Linked DNA regions of Homo sapiens: region 2 is linked to region 1. A link is a loop called in an ENCODE intact Hi-C map of the cell type or tissue named here. Cell type or tissue: PC-3. All regions are shown on one strand. Each heading gives the region's core, and the rest is flanking DNA. Links, peaks and the distances in the headings are about the cores only.

Evidence for each region. A loop is a pair of places that touch in the nucleus more often than their neighbours do. Peaks named below come from ENCODE experiments on the same cell type or tissue, not always from the same donor. Only the 100,000 strongest peaks of a DNase experiment are listed, where the experiment ranks them.
Region 2: it touches region 1 in a loop (10-fold over the local background); 5 of 110 quality-filtered maps call a loop at or near these places.

What each region holds. Positions count from the first base shown.
Region 1 is chr14:79,537,802-79,550,201 of GRCh38, reverse strand. The region is part of intron 16 of NRXN3 (neurexin 3); the gene reads right to left. Among named protein-coding and RNA genes, the nearest start is that of NRXN3-AS3, 88 kb to the left of the region's middle. In PC-3, for the core only: a CTCF peak has its summit at 6,060 (motif pointing right); a DNase peak (open chromatin) is centred at 6,001; H3K27ac peaks cover 392 bases.
Region 2 is chr14:78,963,432-78,975,831 of GRCh38, reverse strand. It overlaps NRXN3 (neurexin 3), which reads right to left. Exons shown (of 21, transcript NM_001330195.2): 12 at 9,426-9,807; 13 at 8,434-8,624; 14 at 7,486-7,659. Among named protein-coding and RNA genes, the nearest start is that of NRXN3-AS1, 110 kb to the left of the region's middle. In PC-3, for the core only: a CTCF peak has its summit at 6,521 (motif pointing left); DNase peaks (open chromatin) are centred at 6,501 and 8,201; H3K27ac peaks cover 2,231 bases.

The DNA of each region.
Region 1 (12,400 bases), core at 2,377-10,376:
GTCAAGAGATCAAGACCATCCTGGCCAATATGGTGAAACCTCGTCTCTACTAAAAAATAAAAAAATTAGCTTGGTGTGGTGGGGTGTGCATGTAGTCCCAGCTATTCGGGAGGCTGAGGCAGGAGAATCCCTTGAACCTGGGAGGAGGAGGTTGCAGTGAGCCGAGATCATGCCACTGCACTCCAGCCTGGTGACAGAGTGAGACCTCTGTCAAACAAACAAACTAACAAACAAACAAACACCCAACAATATGAGAAGTAACCTGTAGGAAGTCAGGATGTCACAGAGCAACTAAGTGGGGCTGTTGAACTTTCCCAAATCAGCCTCTTTGCAAGCAGATCCGTCTCAGACAATCAACCGCAGAGCCCCTCGGTAGACAGATGTGGCTCAATAGAATTTGGGGATTTGCTGGGCCACTAAATAGGTCATAATAATGGACATACCACTTTTGTTAGTAATGAGTCTGCATTTTTGAAGGCAACAGTAAATGCTGGCCCCGGGGACCCAGTGACTAATACTGGGTCTAATGGTGAATGTGGCTGTGGATGGGAAACACATCAATACCAAGGCTAGGCTGCCCCTGCTCACACTTTTTGATGTTTGCAGAGCAGATGTTGACCCAGGATTGCTTATTCCAGGGCCCTAAACTCAAGCATACACGTGTAGAGCAGGAGAGTTGAAAGATGGAATATGTGTGTTTTGGTGAAAGGAAGGAACAAGCTCAGGGAAGGAGTATTTGTGGAATACTTTTCATTTCCTTACATGTATGGTATCTCATTATGTCCATACCAACTTCAGCAGTAGGTGCTGTTAACCCCATTTCTATAGATAGGCAAATAGTACCTAGGGAACTAGAAACTGCCAAAGATCACACAGCTGGTAGAAGACTTTATTAGACCCTAAATCAGCTCCCTTCCCATTACATCAAAGCCGTCTCTCTTTGGAATCTCCCAGAGGGAGTCTTAGTTTTAGGTTAAGAGGTTTTGTCTTCTGTTTTTTGAGATAAAACCTATCCCTGGTTGGAAAGCAGGCAGTGGAAACAATGCAGTAGCTCACAGATAAATGACCCATGATTAGCAAAAATTAAAGAGGGAAAACACTGAATTCAGAGAGCACTCCTCATCACTCCTCTGACAAAAGTCACTTCACACATGCTGGTTATTCTGTTTGCTGATCACAGTGGAATCCAATCTCCCATGGACCTAACCTGCCACTATCACCTAATCCTCCACAGGACACAGTTAGGTAATAAAGTCAGCATAGGAGATTACTGAGTCAAAACTGTCTTTGAAAGTCTCCAAAATGGTCCATTCTGTGCAGTGCAATGTCTGTGCTCAGGAAGCACGACATTGGCATTTTTGCCTTTAGTAGACATCTCTTTGTTTCTTTGCTTGGGCAGCAGATGAAGTTATTTGTGTTTAGGGAACATGATTTTTTTTGTTTTTTTTTTTTTTAATCTTTAAATGTACTGTATCTTTAAGGATAGACTTATTTTCTATTCAAGATGTTGATGCCTTGAGAGGCCTCAGGAACACAGAAATTTGCGGCTTGGTAGATTTAAGGCTCCCACTCACTGCAACTCCCAGGCCTAAGCTCATGGAAGGAAAGGGTGGTTAGAAATGCCATACTACCTAGTAATGGGATTGCAGGGTATATACCCAAAGGATTATAAATCATTCTACTATAAAGACACATGCACATGTATGTTTATTGTAGCACTGTTCACAATAGCAAAGACTTGGAACAAACCCAAATGTCTATCAATGATAGACTGGATAAAGAAAATGTGGCACATATACACCATGGAATATTATGCAGCCATAAAAAAGAATGACTTCATGTCCTTTGCAGGGACACTGGTGAAGCTGGAAACCATCATTCTCAGCAAACTAACACAGGAACAGAAAACCAAACACTGCATGTTCTCACTCATAAGTGGGAGTTGAACAACGAGAATACGTGGACACAAGGAGGGGAACATCACACACTGAGACCTGTCAGGTGGGTGGAGGGCTAGGGGAGGGATAGTATTAGGAGAAATACCTAATGTAGATGATGGGTTGATGAGTGCAGCAAACCACCATGGCATATGTATACCTATGTAACAAACCTGCACCTTCTGCACATGTATCCCAGAACTTAAAGTATAATAATAAAAAAAATTAATAGTTAAAAAAAAAAGAAATAACACACTACTTCAATTATTCTTGGCTTCTCCCACTGACACTTCCTCTCCTAGCCTCTTCTCACCCCTCCTCCCCTGCATTGTTAAAGTTGCCTAAGTCAAAGGACAATTGCAGCAAGTCCACTGTGTTTGCATGGATAGTGGAGTTCTGGTCATGCAAATTCAAAACGATAGGCCATCAAAGACTCTTTCCAATTAGTTCTCGAAGGCATGTGTTGAATACATGTCTCTGTTTAAAAACAGGTGCTTCTATGCATAGGAAATTTATAAGCCTCCCAATGAATCAATGAACCCATGCTGTAAATGCTATCCAGCTCCCCAACCTCCTTACTGGTTCTCTCCTCACTGTCTTCTACTCTATGAACCCTATTCCCTCTGAGCACCAGCATGCAGTAAAACTGGCCTCTGCTGTGCTTGCTCCTTCCCAAATTCCTTGGAGAGAAGAGACCTGGAATGAAGAAACAAGAGCTTAAGATCTTCTCTTTTGGCTTAAGAGGCAACTCATTTAATCAACAAAGGAATAAATAATGTCAACATAATTTGAGGCAAGATTTGGCTTGCTAATTAATTGAATTTAGATTCTTCAATATTTATTCAGTTTTCAGCATATCATGTGTGTGTGGAGTTAGCAGCTTTGTTTCTATTTGAAGGTAAATTTCTAGGGGCCATGCACAATGTATTCTCTTCATTTTGTTTAGTGTTAAAAGAAGATAGATGGAGTAATATAGTACAATTCATGGCCATGCCTTCAGAAAAAGATTATTGCACAATTTTCCACTGCAGGATACAATTATAAGTACTGATGTTTTATAAGAGCACCCGATCTTCAGAAATTAAAGGTTATTTAATTTCTCATGGCTCCAGATTGAGTGTAGAGGGGGAAGTGGGCATGGACATACTGTTTTTTATAGCCATGCACAGGGCTTGGTCTATAGGAGGGGCTCAACTAACTGATGAATGAATACATGGGAATCAGATCATTAAGAGGGAAGTTGGTAAGTTAGGGGACTATCTGATCAATATTTGATTTCTGGCAATAATCAGAGCTTTTCCTGGTTGTTTTACACCTCTCTATTATTTAGGCTTGACTGCAGTGAATGGGCATTCCACTGAATGACCTTATCCCTCTATCTGTCTGAGTCTGCTCTCCCCGCAGCAGGGGCAAATGAGCTCCAGTTTTTTAAGAGTACATAATAAACACACAACCTGTCAGGCTTCAGCTGGGGTTATAGATGGAAAATGACTTGATGAACAGTCCATGCTTGAGTGATAAATGTGTATATCAGGAAGTAAATCTAGTGGAAAAGAAAATCTATCCACCACTTGCGCTAGCAGTTGGGAGACTCATATTGACAGTAAGGATTCATTTTCTTAATTCTGAGTAACTCTGAGTCTTTTTCTAAAAACTCATCTTCTTTTCTCTACTACCCGCCAAAAGGGTGGTATTACCTATTTATTAAAAACAGCCATACCACTTTACACTTACAAGTCACTTGTTCATCTTTGAAACTCAAACATCTTACATTTGCTTAATGCAGATACCCTAAGGAAATGTAACTTAGCATTAATGACAACACCAAAACACAGAGGCTGGTTTCTTTAACTGGGTTTACTCAGCAATCTGAAATGAAACTTTTAGGATTTTAGGAAGTAGTAACATCATTTATTTTATTTCTACTATGTATCTGGCACCTTATTTTATGTAAACATAACAATTGTATAAGGAAAGTATTTTCTCCACTTCAGAATAAAGGAATCTATGGCCCAAAATTGCATAACTTGCAAAAAGTTATTACATCTATATATTAGTCCATTTTCATGGTGCTGATAAAGACATATCCAAGACTGGGCAATTTACAAAAGAAAGAGGTTTAATTGGACTTACAGTTCCATGTGGCTGGGGAGGCCTCACAATCATGGCAGAAGGCAAGGAGGAGCAAGTCACACCTTACGTGAAATGGCAGCAGGCAAAGAGAGCTTGTGCAGAGAAGCTCCCCCTTATAATAACCATCAGACCTCATGAGACTTACTCACTATCAGGAGAACACCCTGGGAAATACCTACCCCCATGATTCAATTACCTCCCACCGGGTCCCTCCCACAACACATGGGAATTCAAGATGAGATTTGGGTGGGGACACAGCCAAACCATATCAATCTAGTAAGTGCCAGAGTAGGAACGTCAACTCAGGTTTGTGACTACAAAGCTTATGTCTTCACCAGTGAATATTACACAGTCTCTGTAGGACACAGAAAGGTAGTTTAGTAGTGTGGAGGAAGAGGCTATATATTACATTTTTCACCAGGCTCCATTTCCTGGTGAAAAAACAACAACAACAAAAAAAAAAACAAGCCCTCCGAATACAATCTCTTATGGTAGGCAGAATAATGTACCTCCCCCATGAAAGATACAATATATTCTAATTCTTGAAGCATGTGAATATGGTACCTTCTATAGCACAGGGGAATAAATTTGCTAATCAGTTGATCTTAAAATAGGGAGCTTGCCTATCATCCAGGTGCACCCAATGTAATCACAGGATACTTAAAGGTGGAAGGGGAGGCAGAAGAGTGAGAACAAGAGAGACAGCCCCTCGAGGAAGGCAGCCTAACATTGTTCATTTTTAAAAACAACATCTGCATTTATAAGAAAAGGGCCCATGAGCCAAAGAAAGCAGGTGGCCTTTAGAAGCTGGAAAAAGCAAGGAAGTAGATTGTTCCCGAGAGGCCCCAAGAAGGGATTTGCTCTAATTCTGACACCTTGATTTTATCCAGAGATACCTGTATTGGACTTCTAACCTTCAGAACTCTCATAAATTTGTGTTGCTTTAAGCCATGAAAATGTGTGGTAATTTATCATAGCAGCAATAGAAAGCTAATACAGAAATCAATGGGGCTTGAAAACAAGTGGAGAACAAACACATAAGTGAGAAAGAAAAAATGACCAAAAAATCCAGTCAAATAAGCAACAGCTCCTCCAGCTACATGCTATCTTGGTTATCTCTACTATAGCTCACTGGTAAGACTTACTTGTAGAAGAGACTATGAACATCTCTAGACCTCAATTGTGGGTTATCTGAGCTTTCCCCTCTTCCAAGGATAACAGTGATTCTTAGTATTTGGCATGCATTAAATCACTTGGAGGGCTTGTTTAAAACACAGATTGCTAGGACTCAGTCCCAGAATTTCTGATTCAATAGTTGTGGAATGAGAATCAACAATATGCGTTTGTAACAAGTTGCCAGGTGATGCTGGTGGCCAGAGACTACACTTTGAGAACCACTCATCTAAGCAATGATTCTTGGGAGAGTGATCTAGGCTCTTCGCTCCTTAGTACTATTGATTTCAATTCATAGAACTATTGAAACCCACTGCTATATTTAGAACCAGTGTCTTAGGAGAGCTATTTTTCCAAAAATGTCATAGATTCCAGAATTCCAGAATCTGAAAATGCACACAACCTCTTATTGGTTTTACCTATTGATGTCCAATCTCATCCAACAGAAATGGCATCCATCCAGCAAGTCACATGGCCATCATGCTGCTTTTCTATTCTCTCTACTACTGCACATTATTAAGAAGAGATGCTTTAAAGAAGGAAACAGAATCATCATACTTCTCAGGGCCCACTGCACTCTTGTTTAGATGTTATCGTGGCATTTTTCCTCTAATGCTCCAGTGCATGGAAACATAATACTGTTAATGAACTTATAAACTTTTCAAAGGTAGGGAGCCTGTGCTCGCCTACTTTGTGTACCTAGTATTGTGCTATCCTGTAGCGCTTGTTCAATGACTCAGACCCCCTGAGGCACCATTACTACTTAGTTACTGACAGAATCGAAAGCTCAGCTGTGTCCCTTAATTTGTTGCCCCAGCCAGCCCCATGGGGGCGCTGTGACATTTAAGAAGTATTTTTATTTTTATTTTTATTTTTTGCCTAAATTTTGTATTTATTTTCACTGTTGGGGATGAGACTCACAATGTTTCAACATTTGCATTCACAAAGCCATTCCATAGATGTTATGAAACAAAGAAACTGGACGTTAACACCATTAGCTCAAGGTTGCAAAAATGGCAGCTCACACATTGTTTGGTTTGGACTGCTAAGGGCATTAATTAGATGCCAGAATCAGGGGATTTAACATACACACCAGACTGTTGGCTTCTCTTGAAAAGCTGACAACTCTAAACTCACATCTCTACACAATTATAATCCAGTGGCAGCTGAGTGGCCACTGTGCACTTTGATTGGGGCCTGCACTGTACAATTTGCCACCTGGCCTGCTTCACTCAGGCATATTACCTGTCTGGTCCCTGTAGAAATTTGAGGTTGCAGCTTCTGTTTTCAATGTGTTTATTCACCTCTGCATCAGCTCCAAATTTTTCAAGGTCTCAGCTGGCCTGTGCCAACCTTGTCATGCCAAATACAGCCGACTCTCCAGTTCATGCTGTGGCCACAACCAACCCAAGCCCAATCACCCTGATACCCAAGGAGCACACATGGTCCACTGGCATTTCCACAAGGGAAACCACAGGCCCTAGAACCTGCTAACACATCCATCTCTCTGTCAGGGGACTCTAAGCATAAACAACTGACCTGGAACTTGCAAGACACTGGGAAGCCTCACTGACCATCTCCACCCTTGGCTGTGTTTCCAATCTCAATGGTAGAAGACACTGTGTGCAATTGGTCTTCTGATCAATTTAACAGGATGCTGGAATATGTCATGAAAGGTGCTAACCCTCTCCTCTGTTGCAACAGATAAGTAACATCACAGAAGAAGAAAGAGGAATGATTTCTTCCTGACCTGAGTTGGCAATCAGGTGATGCCTTGGAAGATGACAACTGGCATGTGTTTGTGATAGATATCCCAGTGCTTGCCTGTATGACTGACATCGCCAGAGTCACTGTCCTGAGCAATTTGCCTTCATAAGAGCCTACAGAAGCCAGTATCGCAGGCTAATTATAAGTTAGAGGAGAAAAATATGTCCTTTCAACTGAATACCTGTGCCTTTAATTTTACAGAGCCCTTTTCTCCTTGGGACTATAGGGAGGGAAGAGACCTCTCTTGTCACTTGTCATTCCAAGGACTACTAGTTATATCAAACTTTACTTTTTTTTTTTCTTGCCACACCAAAAAAGTCACTCACTTTTTTTCAGAGAAGCCTGCTGCATAGTTTAGTTGGCTATCCCTGCTCTCCTGTGGCCCTTTCCTAGCTCTGACTTCTTTTAAAAGAAGATTGTTTGTTCTGAAGGGATCTTTGCCAAAAGAGCGTTTAGGGTTCTATCACTTGTTTGTTTTTCATTAAAGAGAATTACATTTGACTCACCTCTAATATTTAAATAGATAAGGCACCCCAGGAAAGGGAGGGAGAAAGCTTAAAAAGAGGACTGTGGGGTCTTTCTTCACAAGGATGCTTGTGGGGTTAGGCCCTACAGTGAGACGGGAGAAAATGCTATTACAACTATCAGATGAAACAGCTTACCAGACAAGGAACTTTGCAGTTAGCTCCTCTTGTCTTTAAAATAGATACGGCCCAACATGTGGGTCAGAAGTAATTTAAGTCTAGAGAAGGATGTTCACGTAGGCTAAGAAAGAATGTTCTTTTAAGAACACATTGAGACTCTTATTATGGGTCTTACAGGACAGTCTGAACCTTTTGGTTGATGTATTTTATTACAACTGCTGGAATTTTAGGCATGCTCATTCTTATCACTTGGTATTGAAAAAGAAAAACAAAACAAAAGAGCAGCCTGTGACATCTGGAACGTAACCTGGCACTCATGGCTAGATCTTGTTATTCTTCTATTGCACATGAGCAATGTCACAGAATACCAATCTCAGAAGAAGTCACTCTGAGACCATGATAAACTGAGTCAAAACAAAGCTACATCTTAATTTAATCAATGCACAGAAAAACAAAGTCACTGCTTCACCCACAAAATAGCAAACAGTCCCCTCTCTTGGCTAGTGATTGCTACTTCTTTATCATTTACAACTTTATCCTCACTCTTGTTCCATACAGAGAAGATTTAATCAAGATACACATTTTTAGAATTGCCTCTGCTTTCTGACAGCATCTAATCTAAAGTGAACTAGGCTTTCTTGGACGCTTCCTCATATTACCCAACCAAAGTCAAATTCCTACAATAGGTTTTCTCCAACACCCTCTAGCTGAGACATGATGGTTCCTCATGATGTGTGTCCTCATCGAAACAATGAGTAACAAATGCAACTCCATCAGCTACAGGTGGGTTTCTGATAGTCTTTGGCTAGAGGCATTAGGAGTAATAGTCATTTTCCAGAGATAGATGTCAATTTCACAATTACAGTTCCAAGGTTTTCTTGTGTCTCTTGAGACTCACCTTGTCAGGTACATGAGTGTCTGGGAGACCTTGCCCTGCCTCTTTCCTACCTCATCAGGCCTATAGCTCATCTTTATACCTTGTAGTGGGTTAAATAGTGTCTCCCCAAAAGATATGGAATGTATGAATGTGTCATTATTTGAAAAAAGAGTCTTTGCAAGATGGAATTAGTAAAGGCTGTCTAGATGAGATCATCCTGGATTATCTAGGTGGGCTCTGAATCCAATGGCAAGTATCTTTTTTTTTGAGATGAGTTTCGCTCTTGTTGCCCAGGCTGGAGTGCAATGGCACAATCTTGGCTCACTGCAACCTCCGCCTCCTGGGTTTCAAGCGATTCTTTTGCCATGGCCTCCTGAATCGTTGGGATTACAGGCATGCGCCACCACACCCGGCTAATTTTTGTATTTTTAGTAGAGACAGGGTTTCACCACAGTGGCCAGGCTGGTCTCAAACTCAGGTGGTCTGCCTGCCTTGGCCTCCCAAAGTGCTGGGATTACAGGTTTGAGCCACCGCTCCTGGCCTGGCAAGTGTCTTTAGAAGAAGAGAAGATACAGGCAGAAAAGGAGAAACACAGAGAAGGCAATGTAAAGACAGCCAGAGATCAGAGTGATGCATCCACCAGCACCAGAAGCTGGGAGAGAGGCATGGAAGGGATTCATTTTCAGAACCTCCAGAAGGAACCAGCCTTGCTGACACCTTGATTTTGGACTTCCAACCTCCAGAACTGTGACAAAAGAAAAAAAAAATCTTTGTTTGATTCCACCAAGTTTGTGGTCCTTTTCATGTTGGAAAATTCAGACACTCCTCCAGCTATACAGAGCCACTTGCTCATCCACACTAACCTCTTAGCCAGAAATGTTTTTTTCTCCTATTGTCTACCCAGTGGTCTTTAAAACTCAGTTCAAAAGTCATCTCTCCTGAAAAGCCTTCTTGAACCTCCCTCAATCTTATTTACATGTCCTCTCTTGTGTTTCCATAACAACCTGTGCTTTCCTTGATCCAGGCTATTTTACTTTTGTATTGTAATCCTGATTTACCTGTTTGTCAACCTACCTAGGCTGTGACACTTTTAGAATAGGGACCATGATTGGTCAACAGGTACAAAGTTACAGTTAAATGGAGGGAATAAGCTCCGGTGTTCTACTGCACAGCAGGGTGACTAGGGATAAAAATATTGTATTGTTGTATTTCAAAATAGCTAGAAGAGAAGATTTTGAATGCTCTCACCAGAAGAAAAAGGTAAATATATGAGGTGATGAATACGCTAAACACACTGGTTTGATTTTTACATAATGTCTACATGTATCAAACATCTCACTGTGCCCCATAAATATATACTATTATGTGTTAATTAAAAACAAAACTTAAGAAAATATTTATATGCATAATACCCAGCACATAATAAATGCAAGCTGAATAAATGAATGAATAAACAAGTTCTTTTGTTCAGAGAGTTGTTTCAAGTCTCTTCATCCTTCAAAGCAATCTTTTTAAGGCATCTTTTACCCATTTAAGGGAATACAGACTACACTAGGTGAGCATAAAATATTGCCAGAAGCCTGAATAGACTGCTTCTATTCATTAGAACTGTAATTGCCTAATATGAGCTTTGGGAATTTTTTCCCTCTCCTTCTCACTCCCCTCTACTCACCCACATGACCCATTTCTAGGTGTTTTGCCTGTTTCAACATAACTTTGGGAGAAGAAAAGTCCCTAGAAAAAATAGCAAGACGACGAGGTAAAGAGGAATACCTGGATCTCAGGTAGGCACCAGACAGAAACATGAGGAATCAAGGAACAGGCAAGAGAAGGGCAGAAGAGTCTGTGTCCATGCACAGCCACAGAGAAAAAACACAGAATGTGCATTGTCTCCTATAAGTGGCTTTAAAAGAGAAAGTTATTTATTTATTTTTGCCAGAAGACACACAATTATAATGAGGAATTTCTAGCAACTCATAGACTCAGGATTATGTTATCCATCTTTTCTCTAGTCCTTATGGGTAGCAATATAAGAGAAAGAGGGGAGGTGAGCTATGTCAGAATGCTTTTAAGTGAAACTCAAATAGCAAGGCTCAACTGGTATGAATTAGACATGAATCTGAGAGAAAAATAAATAGGGCCTAGATTATACTTTTTATAACATCTATTTATATAGACATTGCCCTGTCCTGGAAGGATTTGAGGCAGCTTATAAAACAGCACAGGAAGTCTGTTCGATACCTTCTTGCTTTGACCAAGAGAGGTTCTGAGAGTCAACAGAGAGGCAGAATAGCAGTGATTAACAGCATGAATTCTGGAGCAAGAATGCTAGGTTTAAAATCTGTCTTGAGCGGGGCACCTGTAGTCCCAGCACTTTGGGAGGCCCAGGTGGGTGGATGATTTGAGGTCAGGAGTTCAAGACCAACCTGGCCAACGTGGTGAAACCCAGTCTCTGCTAAAAATACAAAAAAAAAATTAGCCAGGTGTGGTGGTGCATGCCTGTAATTGCACCATTACTGGGAGGTGGAGGTTGCAGTGAGCCAAGATCGTGCCACTGCACTCCAGGCTGGGTGACAGAGCAAGACTCCATCTCAAAACCAACCAACCAACAAACAAAACCTGTCTCGATCACTTTATAGCTGGATGATCTTAGGTAGGTTATTTAATCTCTCAGTGTCTCAGATTCATCAACTGTAAAATAGGGATAAGTTCACAGGGTCACTTTATAAACAAAAATGAATAATTGCATGTTAAATGCTTTAAAAATGCTTGACTTAGAAATAATGAATGAGAAGCATATAAGCATTGACAGAGGAATTCGACATTATAAGTAATGTGATTTCATCCTAACACTGTCCTTCAGGAATTCCCCCCATTTTACAGAAGGAGGGACTGACACTCAGACCAAATAACCTACCCAGAGTAACAGTGTTAAAAGTGGCTGCGATTGGCAAACTAAACTATCATCACAGTGAACAGGCAACCTAGAGAATGGGAGAAAAATGTTGCAAACTATCCATCTGACAGAGGTCTAATATCCAGAATCTACAAGGAACGTAAACAAATTCACAAGAAAAAAACAAACCACCCCATTAAGAAGTGGGGAAACGATTCCCTATTTAATAAATGGTGCTGGGAAAACTGGCTAGCCATATGTAGAAAGCTGAAACTGGATCCCTTCCTTACACCTTATACAAAAATTAATTCAAGATATTCAAGATGGATTAAAGACTTAAATGTTAGACCTGAAACCATAAAAACCCTAGAAGAAAACCTAGGCAATACCATTCAGGACATAGGCATGGGCAAGGACTTCATGTCTAAAACACAAAAAGCAATGGCAACAAAAGCCAAAACTAACAAATGGGATCTAATTAAACTAAAGAGCTTCTGCACAGCAAAAGAAACTACCATCAGAGTGAACAAGCAACCTACAAAATGGGAGAAAATTTCTGTAATCTACTCATCTGACAAAGGGCTAATATCCAGAATCTACAATGAACTCAAACAAATTTACAAGAAAAAAACAAACAACCCCATCAAAAAGTGGGCAAAGGATATGAACAGACACTTCTCAAAAGAAGACATTTATGCAGCTGAAAGACACATGAAAAAATGCTCATCATCACCGGCCATCAGAGAAATGCAAATCAAAACCACAATGAGACACCATCTCATACCAGTTAGAATGGTAATCATTAAAAAGTTAGGAAACAACAGGTGCTGGAGAGGATGTGGAGAAATAGGAACACTTTGACACTGTTGGTGGGACTGTAAACTAGTTCAACCATTGTGGAAGTCAGTGTGGCGATTCCTCAGGGATCTTGAACTAGAAATACCATTTGACCCAGCAATCCCATTAGTGGGTA
Region 2 (12,400 bases), core at 2,960-10,959, 570 kb after region 1:
AATACATGTGCTACTAACCAGAATAACAGTGTAGCAGTGGAGAGGGTGTGTGCAGCAAACAGGAGAAAGAGTTCACTTTCTTTCTTGCTCTTTGAGGTTTCATGTGAAAGGGAAACTTGTTTACCTCCTTGACCAAGTCAAGTAACAGGCACTGGGGGCATGTCTCTTCCCTCTGTCTTGGAATATGCTGCTTCACTCCTGAATCTGCTCTCTGTTTCTAGTTTCTGTCTGCATCATCCTTTCTCCATTCTAGTGTCAGAGTGATCCTGATAAAATGAAAATCCAACCCAAATCTCTGTCCTCCTCACAGCATCCTTGGGATAAAGTCCAACTCCTTACAGGAAAAGTCTGTCATTACCTGTCTCTATCCTACCACTCCCATTTCATGTGCTATCATATCCCCCCACACACATTATTTCAGCCACATTGAGCTTCTTGTAGATTCCCAATTAAGCCAAGCTCTCGAATGTGCTTCCATCGTTCATCCATCTAAAACATACTTGTCCTTCAGACTCAGCTCAAACTCTGTCTGAGAAGATATCCCCTGAGCACTCCCCATGACCACCATGACCCTACACGATCCAGTGTGTTCCTTCATGCTCACATGGCAGGACGCATGTCTCTAGGATAGGAGTTTTCACTTTGCATTGTAATTATTGGCTGATCATCTGTGGAATTCTTTGAAGTTAGAGACTGCATCTCATCTGCAGTATCCTAGCATCCCCAGTACCTAGTCCCTGATACACAGGCATAGCTGACACTAACTTCCTGTTAAATTCAACAACACATTCACTGGAGAAGTTAAAAATTTTTAAATAAAAAATAAAACACTACCCCAACCACACAATAACAAGAGGACTTAAGCTGTTGACTCATCTAGACTCATTACGTCACTTCTTACACCTCATTGTTATATTTCCTTCTGAATACATTTTTGTCTAGGCTTCCAACTGCCTCATTTCCTTGTCATATATCTTCACTACCCTTCATACTTCATGGTAATTAGTACTATCTATACTCACAGGTTGTAGCTGAAAAAGCCAGCTTGTGAGTAATAGTCCACACCCCAATGTTAGGAAACAAAAAACTAAAAGCTTTTCCTATAAAACAGGGAAAGAGTAAGACGGCCCCAAATAATCGAAAAAAAAAGCAGCTCCTGCCACAAACAAAGAGACTGTCAAGTCATTACAAGAATGGAGGAAAGTTCGTGCCAATAAAGTAATAATGTTAAAACCATATTGATGCCTAGACAGCTTCCATAAAAGGAAACATCAATATATTCCAAACCACTATGTCCCTAAATCTGTATCTACGCTTTGGTAAACAATTTACTTTAGGCATAGAAATCAATGACTCACTTCTCCCTACAAACCATTATTCCTTTGGATGAGAACTTTCAGATTATTTTGCCATGTCCAGATTTTCTAGGTGAGAGAATATGCTAAGCTCTGGGAATTCAAAATCCATATAGTTCTTACCCTGCGTGATAGTAAAGTCAGGGAAGAGATGTAGTTGTCTAGTTTAATCCGCTAAATCCAGTCCTAAGGAGCTTCAATCTCCTTGGATTGTCTTGCATTCAGATTGAGTCCTGCCCCCTTCTCTCTCTCTTCCATTTACAGAGAAATACATAGTGGATCTTTCTTGACAATTAAACATAATGTCTAAAACAACAGTATTGCCACAAGGGCCCTCTATACTTTGAAACTGAAAGCTATTGTAAAGCTTCCTCTGACTTTAAGTCCTAACTAGTGTATATTCTTTTATTTAATTTAAATATATATTAAAATATATGTGAATCTGCTAAGAGGCGATAAAGAAAAACAAAGTTATGGTAAAATAGTGACAGAGTCTTCATTGGTGGATGTATTCTGGATAGATAGGCGCTTGTACTGGTTAGCTACATGGCATATAACAAGAAAGTCACAGCAAAGTCAATGATCTTTTTAGATGAAAAGTAATTTTTTGAACGTTACCTTTGCCTTAACTACTTCTAACAATTTGGACTGACTGCAAACTCAGCAGAGGTCATGAGGCTCAGTCTCCTGCTTGACAATCAGCCAAAAGACACCTAAAATGCTTGTTCCTCCCTTGTTATTCTGAGACATAGCAGCATGGCACCATAGGATCAGTGGGCCATTACTGACTTTGTAAGATGCCTCTTTGAATAGTGGATGAAGTAGTTTCTGCAATAGATATTCACTAACATCTCACATGTGGTATTTTATAGGGTATTCAGGATTAAAATGACAGATCATCTTCTTCCTCAAGAGTACTTTTTTCCTGCGATCACAAAACAGGAAATTAAAGTGCTCAACCAAAATCCCCAATAGAAAATATAAATCTCTGAAACATTTTAATGACATTAGTGTCTCCCAAATGCCCAGAAATATTTAAAACTTTAAAACTAGTTAAGAGAAAATGACATTCTCTTTCATAAAGCCCAAGTACTTAAATGTCCTGCTCCAGGAAATGACCTCCCTGATCCAGAAAATAATAACTTAAGGCATAAGGGCTGGCCTTGGCCTTTTTTTTCCTTCCAAGTTCTTTTTTCTATGTATGGTGAATAAATTAAGAGGAGCCAACCCCTCCATGGCAACTACTTGGAGAGGTATTTATCATTTCCAGAGTAAATTAATATGTTTATGTATAGTCACGGTATGGGATGCTGTCAAACCTCTTTGGTACCCCCCAAAATGGAATCATGTTTCTTCCCCCATGAGGTCTCCTCTTGATAGCTATTTTTCATGCATTGATCTGGGTTATCTGTCACCCTTTCAGAAGAACACAGGGTTCAGCCACCTCCCCACAATTGCTGCTGTCCAAGAGGTGTGACAGCTTGAAGATCTCTAAAGAAAAGATACCAAGGGTTACACAGGGCATCTTTCAGTCCAAAGTGGTAATGGGAACAAGAACCTTCTCTACCTTGCAGGTCAGCTTTGGTCAACGCAACTTTGTTAGCAAAAGAACAGAAAAAGCGAAAACAATAACCAGAGGTTAGTAAGAGGTAGAATAAACCAGGATAACATTACAGAAATGAAAACGCAATCTGCATAACCATCACTCAGACAGACAATTGAAATGCTCTACAGGTTCACCAGAGACAGCAAAGATGGGGTTGGGGAGTAGGGCAGAGGGGGACGCGCAGACCAGGGACAGAGCCGGCCTCCTCAGAGCCAAGTCAGCAGAGCAGGGCAGGGGCGCATCAGACTTGACAAAGCACAGGCAACGGGCAACAAGGGCAACAAGAGCTTTCTCACATCCACACAGCCAACCTCAGGGAGTGCACGGTCAGACTGAAAGACACGTGTGTGCAATCAGATGGAGCCCATAGAAATACTTCTAAACATTAGGAGTTCAGCATGAAAGAGTCACTCGAGTGCACCCCTTGTGCCCTCTTGCAAATGCCACCCAGGAATTTGGCACTGGAATTAGACATTTGGATCACGGTGATTTGGGAACACCAAAAAGCTCAATTTGTTTAATTTTAAAAATATATCCAAACCCAAATAGTTGCAGGCAAAAGGGCACCAGACTAATGTCATTTTTATTTATTCGTGCCAGTTTCAAAACAAAGCACGTGTATTTCTTTCAGATGTTTATCATCTGCAATTGTGAAACCACATTTCTAGCTGATCATGCCTTGGCCTCTGCAGCAAAGCTGGCCTCAATATAGGAAGATACATTTACCAGCCACATATTAAATCAGGTATGATTTTTTTTAAAACCCTAGCTTAAATTGAGAGGTATCAAGTTACAACTAAATGTTGACTAGGAGTTGCCCAGAAATTGCACTTAATATCTAAATTATACACTTTGCATCTATCAGAGACATAAAATCAAATACTAGTTTCAAGATTTTTTTCTTTTTTGCTACTCATACTTGAGAGCTGAAGAGTACTAAATTAGCAAGTTTTTAAATAATTTTGCTACCACTTTGGGAGGCCGAGGTGGGTGGATCACCTGAGATCAAGAGGTCGAGACCAGCCTGGCCAACATGGTAAAACCCCATCTCTACTAAAAACACAAAAATTAGCCAGGTATGGTGGTGGGCACCTGTAATCCCAGCTACTTGGGAGGCTGAGGCAGCAGATTCGCTTGAAGCTGGGAGGTGGAGGTTGCAGTGAGCCGAGATCACGCCACTGCACTCCAGCCTGGGCAACAAGAGCGAAACTCCGTCTCACTCACTCACTCACTCAATCAATAAAATAAATAAAAATAATTTTGGACTCTTTTGCCTTTTATTTTACCTGCTGTCATGGGTCTGATATAATAGGGAAGGTAACACATTTACTACCTAGGGATCTTAAAGTGTCATTGTCAATGACTTTGATGGAAACATATATTAAATGTAGATAGATACAGATACTTATCTATCTGTGTGTGTGTGTGTATATATATATATATATGTTTATCTGTGTATTCTAGATTTGCTAGAATAAAACATATCTTGAAGAGATTCTGGTCTTAGTTCTTAGTTATAAAACCTCATCCCCTACTTGTTTACTGTTCTATGTAAAAGAAATGATAAATTAAGAAATTTGTTCTGTTTCCTGTGGTCCTCATACTACCTAATGCTCAAAGGCCTTCTTGGGGGTCTCATGCTCTACACAAGAGATTCAGAATAAAAATGATGCCTTTTTGCAGTGTCTCCAGTGTTTTGTGCTCTCCCTTTACCTCCCCACCATCTTACACAGAACCCTAAAATGCTCCTGGGATCTCTTGCAAGGGCTTATTCACAGTGGTACAAACTTCCAATGACAGTAATTTATGCCTTAACCCATTTTGGGCCATTTTTCCTGGCCACTTAGGCTAATTATCCAAGTCATTTGTGTACAATCAACAAGGACTTTCTTCCCTCAGCACTCACCCTCCACTTCATCCCACCCAGCGGGGTAGGCATAATGCTCAGTGGGTAACCGTTGTAATTATCTCCATGGCAATAGAGTGCAGTGCTATTAGGCTCATGGGACTCACCATAGATTCAGATGGTGGAGCCATCAAGCCACAATATCCGGCTTTGAACAATCAACCATACTCAGAGGAAGGTCGGAGCTCTCTGTAATGCATGTGATGAGTAATGCCAAACTGCACATAGAGCTGTAGATAGGGATAGGGACATTTTCCCCAACTCGTTATGTAATTTCTTTTTGCTGATGCTCTTACTGCTTCTCTTAAAACTCTCTTAAGTGAGGTCATTCTCCCTTTATATTATACATTTTAGTACCCTTTTATAAAGCTTAGACCTCCTTTTAATCCAATACTATAGCTTTATTTATTTACACCTTAATTTTTGTATTCTGTATACCTGTACTACCAATACAGTAGCCATTGACATGTGTATTGAGCACTTTAAATGCATGTAGCCCCTGGGTTGAGGTGTGCTGCAAGTATAAAATACAAACTCAAGTTTAGAGGCTTAATGTGAAAAAAAGTGCAAAATATTGATAATTTTATCTCTATTACATTCTGAAATAATATTTTGGGTATATTTAGTTAAATTGAATAAAATACAAAATTAAAATAAATTTGACCTGTTACTTTATACCTTTTTAAAATGTAGCTACTAGGAAATTTATAATTGCATGTGTTACATATATCTATTGGAAAACACTGACATAGAGTTAATGGATGATTCCTGTTAACTTTTAAATCTGAAGAACTGATGGCATAATAAAAATTCTGTAACATTTGACCAGTATCTTACGCTTTCTAATATGTGCTCTTATATTGTGATTTGACTTCATATGATTAATTATTCCAGGATAAATGGAATTACTGCCATTCTACAATCTTCTAAACACTATATACAATTTAATTCCAAATGCTACGTCTATTCCAGGATTGCCCTTTAATACACAAAAGAACTAAAAGCAAGCCAAGGAGACAAAAATCCCTGATTGAATGAAATTGTTCATTTCTAGGAGCAAAGTGGCTGCTTTAAGGGCTTAGTGATTCCCAACCTCCTGTCCCTTTATACACACACACACACACACACACACACACACACACACACACACTACATAGTACAAACACCATATTTGGCCAAGACAATTTAAGAAATATTTCTGGATAAAGGAAAAATGGAGTGGGTTATAGGAATGAACATTCCTATTACTAGTGCAAAATACAAAAATAACTCTTAGGCAAAGGGAAACAATTTCCATAACTCCAAGTCAGCCTGATAAGCTGACAGGAAGCTTTTATAAATGTGTGCTTTACGATGATGAGCTAACCCAGATGGAAGCTGTTTAAGAACAGAAGCGATACATGAAGTTGAACACAGAAGTGGAATGAACAGATTTGATGTGGTAAATTAACAACTGATACAAGGAAACACAATATATTGCGCAAACACAGGACCATAAGGCTCAACCAAAAGGCTCAAAAAGAAAAAAAGGAAATAATTACATAGATCCTTGGTCAGGCAACTTCTTTGCCTTTCAAGTTAGGTAACAGTCACGTTTTCAGCCAACCCAAGACTACTAGGGAAGGCTGAATGTGTTCACTTCTGCCATCTGCTGGTTAAAACTAGATTGTTTACACTGCAAAGAATTGTTGGATTCAGGAAGACCTGTAAAATTCATTTAGTATCTCAAGAGACAGTGGATCATCTACAGGAACAGGCTGAGCATGGTTTGTTGTGCTGCATGGGTAGACATGCAGTATTATTAGATGTTTGACATAAAATAATATTTGTAAACAATAAGCCTACCATTTATCGAGTACCTACTACATACCAGGCATTTTATGTGTATTTCTGATCTCCTTACATTCAAGGTAAGTTTTATTGCCCTGTTTTATAGGTAAGAAAGATATAGCTTACAGAAGTTACATCACCTTCCAAATGTCACATAGCTAACAAGAGCTACTACCTGGAGCTGAATCCAGGTATTTCTAATATCAAAGCCCATAATGTTCCAATATACCACACTAAAGAACTGCCTAGCAATGCCTGATAATTAGTAAGTACTTAGTAAATGTTAGTTCCCTTCCATCATCATGGCATTTGGACATCGTTTTCCTATTGCCTGCTAGATTTGCATTAAATAATGCAGTCACTATCAGCCAAAATAAGAAACATTTTATTAATTAGTGACATCTACATAAAATCTCTGGTTTTCCCCTCATCATGTATTAAAGTATAAATAAAAGTCTCCAGTGCTGTTTCAGCCATTCTGGAAGCCAAGGTACACATTGAAAGAAGCCTGATGTCAATGCCAGGGAAGTTTTTTATTTTATTTTATTTTTATTGGCAAGTATGTGATACTCAGAAAACATCTGCCAACATACATTCCTGGAGCCTGTGGCACATGTCTTGACATACTAAACCAGTGACAAGAGAACACTGATGGTGATGCAATGTCACGTGGCAAATGAGAATGAGACAGGACTGGTCAACTGAGGAAGGAGGCAGTGGCAGAGGCAGCAAAGAGGCTTGGTGCTTGCAACAAGGCTGTAGCTTAACAAGAAAAAAATAGGTTGTACCTTCACAGCCACGCTCGATCTGTCCGCTCCGATGAAGAGCATCATTGATGAGGTCTGGCAGGCGTCCATTCAAGTCCACTGATGCTAGACAGCCCTGAAAGCCATCTCGAGAGGCCACGAGCTTTGGGAGGTTGCTGTACATGCCTTGGGCCAGACCAGCCATATAGAGATCACCTGGAAAGGAAAGTAATTAGCAAAAGAGAATGAGTAAAGGATGTGGTGACCATGTCAACTAGTTTGATACACTTGAGATAATTCATCAGATAAGGAATAAGATAGCTGGGGGGGGGGGGGGGGGACAGCATAAATGAGATAAGCACCTGAGTTTCTACCCTGCAAAAAAAGGAAACCAATATTTATTATGTGTCATTCATTTTATATATACCATCTCAAAAATTTATTCATCATAGATGGAGTAAAGATTAACAATATTGTCAACAAAGCAAGCATTTATTGAGTGCTTTTTATGTGCTTGTTACCAATAATATGCTGAGGGATATACAGACATGCCATCAAAACTTCTCACGACCTATACAGAAACTAACAATTATTATCCTCATTTTGCAAAGAAAAGTAAATGTAAGCTGAACAAGGCTAAGACAGTTTACTGATGACACCAGACATTAAATGATTCAGCTGAAATTCCAAAGCCTATATTCCTTCCTCTGTATTACGGCCCTTCCCACACTTTGACACTCATCCTGTCATCTCTCAGCCCCCACAGCATGACATTCCCGAGGTTATCAGAGAAAATGAACCATTTCTTGATGAGTAGTCTAAGTAAAAACGGAAAAAATTGCATTACAGGATAATTCAACATTGTTAAAACAGGATATGGATGATGTATCAAAAATGCATGGCACTCTGAACCTGTGGTTTGCCTCTGGAAATAGTCTATCTATTGTAAGAAAAGCTCTATTAAAAACTAAATTTCTTTACAAGGTTTACCTTTCAAATCCAGATTTTTGGCACCATTGATAACCTGAGTGACCACTTTGGTGTCCACTTTCAGGCTATGAGTGTTACTATTGTCCCGAGTGATGACGACATTGTGCCACTGGTTGTCATTCAGGGGGCGGTCACTGTTGCCTTTGATCACATTGGGACCGTTTCCGAGGTCAAAAACGTAGTGTATATACCTAGGAAGAAAAAAAAAAAAAAACAATAATTGGAAAATCCCCGAAGTGGTTTAATGGCTATATGTGTGTAACTGACATAGTGGGCTTCAAATCCCCCATGCTAAACTGGCATAATGCAGGAATAATTTAAATCTTGATATGAGGTTACAAGAATAGTCAGATTTTATTCTATCATGCTTCACTATAATTCCATACTCATCGAGTCCACTTCATTAACACTACCTACTAATACTCTCCAGAGTCAAAGTAGCACAGGTTGTACACTACAAAACATAAGGGGGTGACTTTTAAATTCATCATCAACCATTAATCTGTTTTGGTTTTTGTTTTGGTTTTTTGTTTTGACTATTTTCTAATACATGGTAGTAAAATGTCTTGAGGAAAGGGCAGCTTCTAAAAACTTGCATATATGGGCTAATGGTAGGATTTAAAATATTTATGTTTCATCTTTTGGTATAAATTGGGTGGTTGTAGTTAGTAATACTCAAGAATTAGATGCAATACAAATCATAGCCCTCTTTTGCAAAAATAAGCTTTTCTTCAATAGTTTTAAAGGGCTACATTTCATAGGAAAAAGTCTGTTAGTGTTGAGTTAGTGGAAGACCTTTAAATTAAATCATGAGCCTCTCTCCTTTCCAGACCTAATAATTTTATGGATCCATTTAATCAAGGAAGATGCGAGAATGTGTCAGGAATGGAGGGTAGGGAGTAGAATAGACAAGTTATTTTTATGTCCATATTTTACGTAGAGCTTCAGTAGATTAAAGGTGTCCAACATAAGTCGTGATCCCTTCTACTTACCCCTTGACAAGCTCGACTGCAATGAAGTCATTGCCATCACCACTATTGAAGAGAATGAAGCCATCTGGTGAGGTGGTCTTGAACTGGAAGAAGAGGTGCATGGAGGTGTAAGCCTGAAGAGTGGCAAGGCTCAGGTAGCTGCTCTTGGTCTTAAAGGTGACAGGGTCAGCGATGATGTTCCTCAGTCCAAAACGAGCCTTCAGCTCACAATAATCAATGTCACCATTTTTGCACAAGTCAATGTAGAGAAGGCCATTAAACATGAGGCTCTGCAGATGGCCAATAAAGCTGGAGGGGACAACGGAGATGTAGCGTTTCTCAGTCATGATTCCCGTTTCAATGTTGTGGAACTCCAAACGGGTATGGTCTCCCACCATTGTACCTGTGAAAATTGTAAATGAGGTACAAACAGAAAAGTTACCATCATTTATCACAGCACCCTCAAGTATATTTTTTGGGTGTAACCTGTTTCCACACAGAATATTCAGCTTTCTTGGGTGAGTTCAAGAAAACCAAATATTCAATATGGTAGATACCTTACTTGGCCTCAATCAGGCATTGCCCAAATTACATGCTGTCACGCAGCTGCTCAGCACGGCTCATCATATAAGGGGAAATATGAGGTCATGAGTAACCCAGGCTAAAGGATAAAACTATTGATATTCTCCATTCAGGAGAATCACTGGACACTAATACACACTATAAGAAGAAAGGCCTTTGTTGCTCTGACCCTTGTAAAGACACAACACACAAGTCTTGGGCATCACTACCAAGTATTTTTTCTCGTAATAACTCTCCACTTAGTACTCGTGGGAAGGATTCTATTATAGACTTATCAGTTGAGTTTACCTGCCCAGCAACTGTTACTTTATCTTATAATAACACGTAATTTTTCTTTAGGAAGCTACCCACCCCTCTTGACCTTTCAACCACCTGGACTGGATAAAGTTGACCCTAATCAAGCTACTCAGCCTAGACCACTCAATGTACTTTACCCCCCTAACTGTCACAGACTTTGGACTACAGACTTAAAAAGCGGTCATTACACTTTAGGGTGTATCAGAATCACCTGGGGGGCTTAGGCCCTCAGAGTTTAGAATTCAAAAGTCTGGGGTGAGGCCTGAGAATCTGCATTTCTAACAAGTTTCACAGTGATGCTCTTGTGGCTGATTTAGGGACCACCCTTAGAACTGGCAACAACCCAAGCCATCCCGGCCACACTCAGTTCCAGAGCTCTTGCTGGTACACTTAGGAAAGAGGATTCTTTGCAAGCAAGGACTGCTGGAGGGGTAAGAAGAAAGCTTTGAGTCCCTAGAGGCTATAAGAAAATCAGAGGGATCAGAGGACTAGCAACCCAGAAGACAATTACCAAATGAAGAGAATCATCTGTGCTGTCCTTTGAGACTCTGGATCAAGCCAGGCACCTCCCGGCTTTTTCAAACTGTGTGGCAATAGACTCCCTTTCATGCTTAAAGCGTTTGAGTTGGGTTTCTGACATTCACAACGGAAATATCTTCAGCTGTTACAAATGAACTATTTAGAACTTGTATTACCTATTTTACCTAGAAGTGGTGAGTGACTAGGGCAGAGGGGATAAGGAGGGCTTGAAAAAAAAATACAAAGAGACTGGAAATTTTAATAACAAAATAAAGAAAAACATCATTAATGTGGCCAGAGTAGAAATTGGCTTCCTCAACATTTATATAGAAAAATCATGTTAAAACATAACAAACCATGTTCTACTGCCAAGCATTAGAGGGGGAATTCTTTCTTCCTGTCCTCTCTTGTTACCTTCTACATTGAAAAAACTCCATTAGCAAGACTGATAGCATCTCTTTATTTCCTCTTTAACAACTTTCCTGAAGAAGTGACATAATCAGAAATATTAAGGATGATCTGCAAAGAGAAGCTGTGTATGCTTAGCTCAGCCCCTAACACCTCCTGTTTCTCTTTGCTGGAGCAAGCTGCCTTCAGAAATGTCCATTCTACTGCATGCATCCATAGAATGGGTGTTACAGGAGCAAGCCTTGCTTCCACAAAGGATGTCTGCCCAGTTCTGAACTACTATTCAAGTGGGCAGTTCTGTCTAATTCTGAAGTTCAGTGGGTGTAAGCAATATTATTGTGTGTTATTACTAATTAAAATGATATTTGCCTTCCATCCTCATTGCAATATTTTCTCTATTGGCTCAGAATTACAGTGACAAAAAAAGGGAGGATTGTATTTTCTTAGGTCTCTTAAACTTCAGTATCTGGGAGACTAAACCAGATCATACCCTTAAGTGCTCAATATTGGTTTTATCTCTTTGGGAAAAAACTCAGACCTAATTTAAAGAATTGGCTGGAGACAGTGGCTCATGCCTGTAATCCCAGCACTTTGGGAGGCCGAGACAGAAAGATTACTTGAGGCTAGGAGTTCAAGACCAGCCTGGGCAATATAGCAAGACCCAGTCTCTACAAATTAAAAAAAAAATATTAGCCAGGCATAGAGGTATGTACCTATAGTGCTAACTATTCAGGAGGCTAAGGTAGGAGGATCACTGGAGCCCAGGAGTTTGAGGCTGCACTCCAGCCTAGGTAACACAGCGAGATGCTGTCTCTAAAAAAATAAAAATAAAATTTCTTATATTCCCTATAAGCACAAAAATTAGATTTACATGTTATGAGCTTCTATGCAGTGTTTTGACAACTAGTGACAAATCACTCTCTTAGTATAAGAAAAAAAGATGTTGGTTAACTTAAATATAAAAATCAAAATGCAACATAAATCTGCTAACAAATAACTAGGAAATAAAATTGCTTAGTGTTAAAAATCAGACAGGCTGTGAAAATACAAAGCAACATAATCTAAATTTGCATGCTCTAAATTAATAAAGTGACTGAAAGAAACATCTACTGTCAAATTGGCTATAGCTACTCCTACCAGGAAGGGGAGCTGGGCTGGAAAATGATGGGGAGGGGGAGTCATAGTCAATA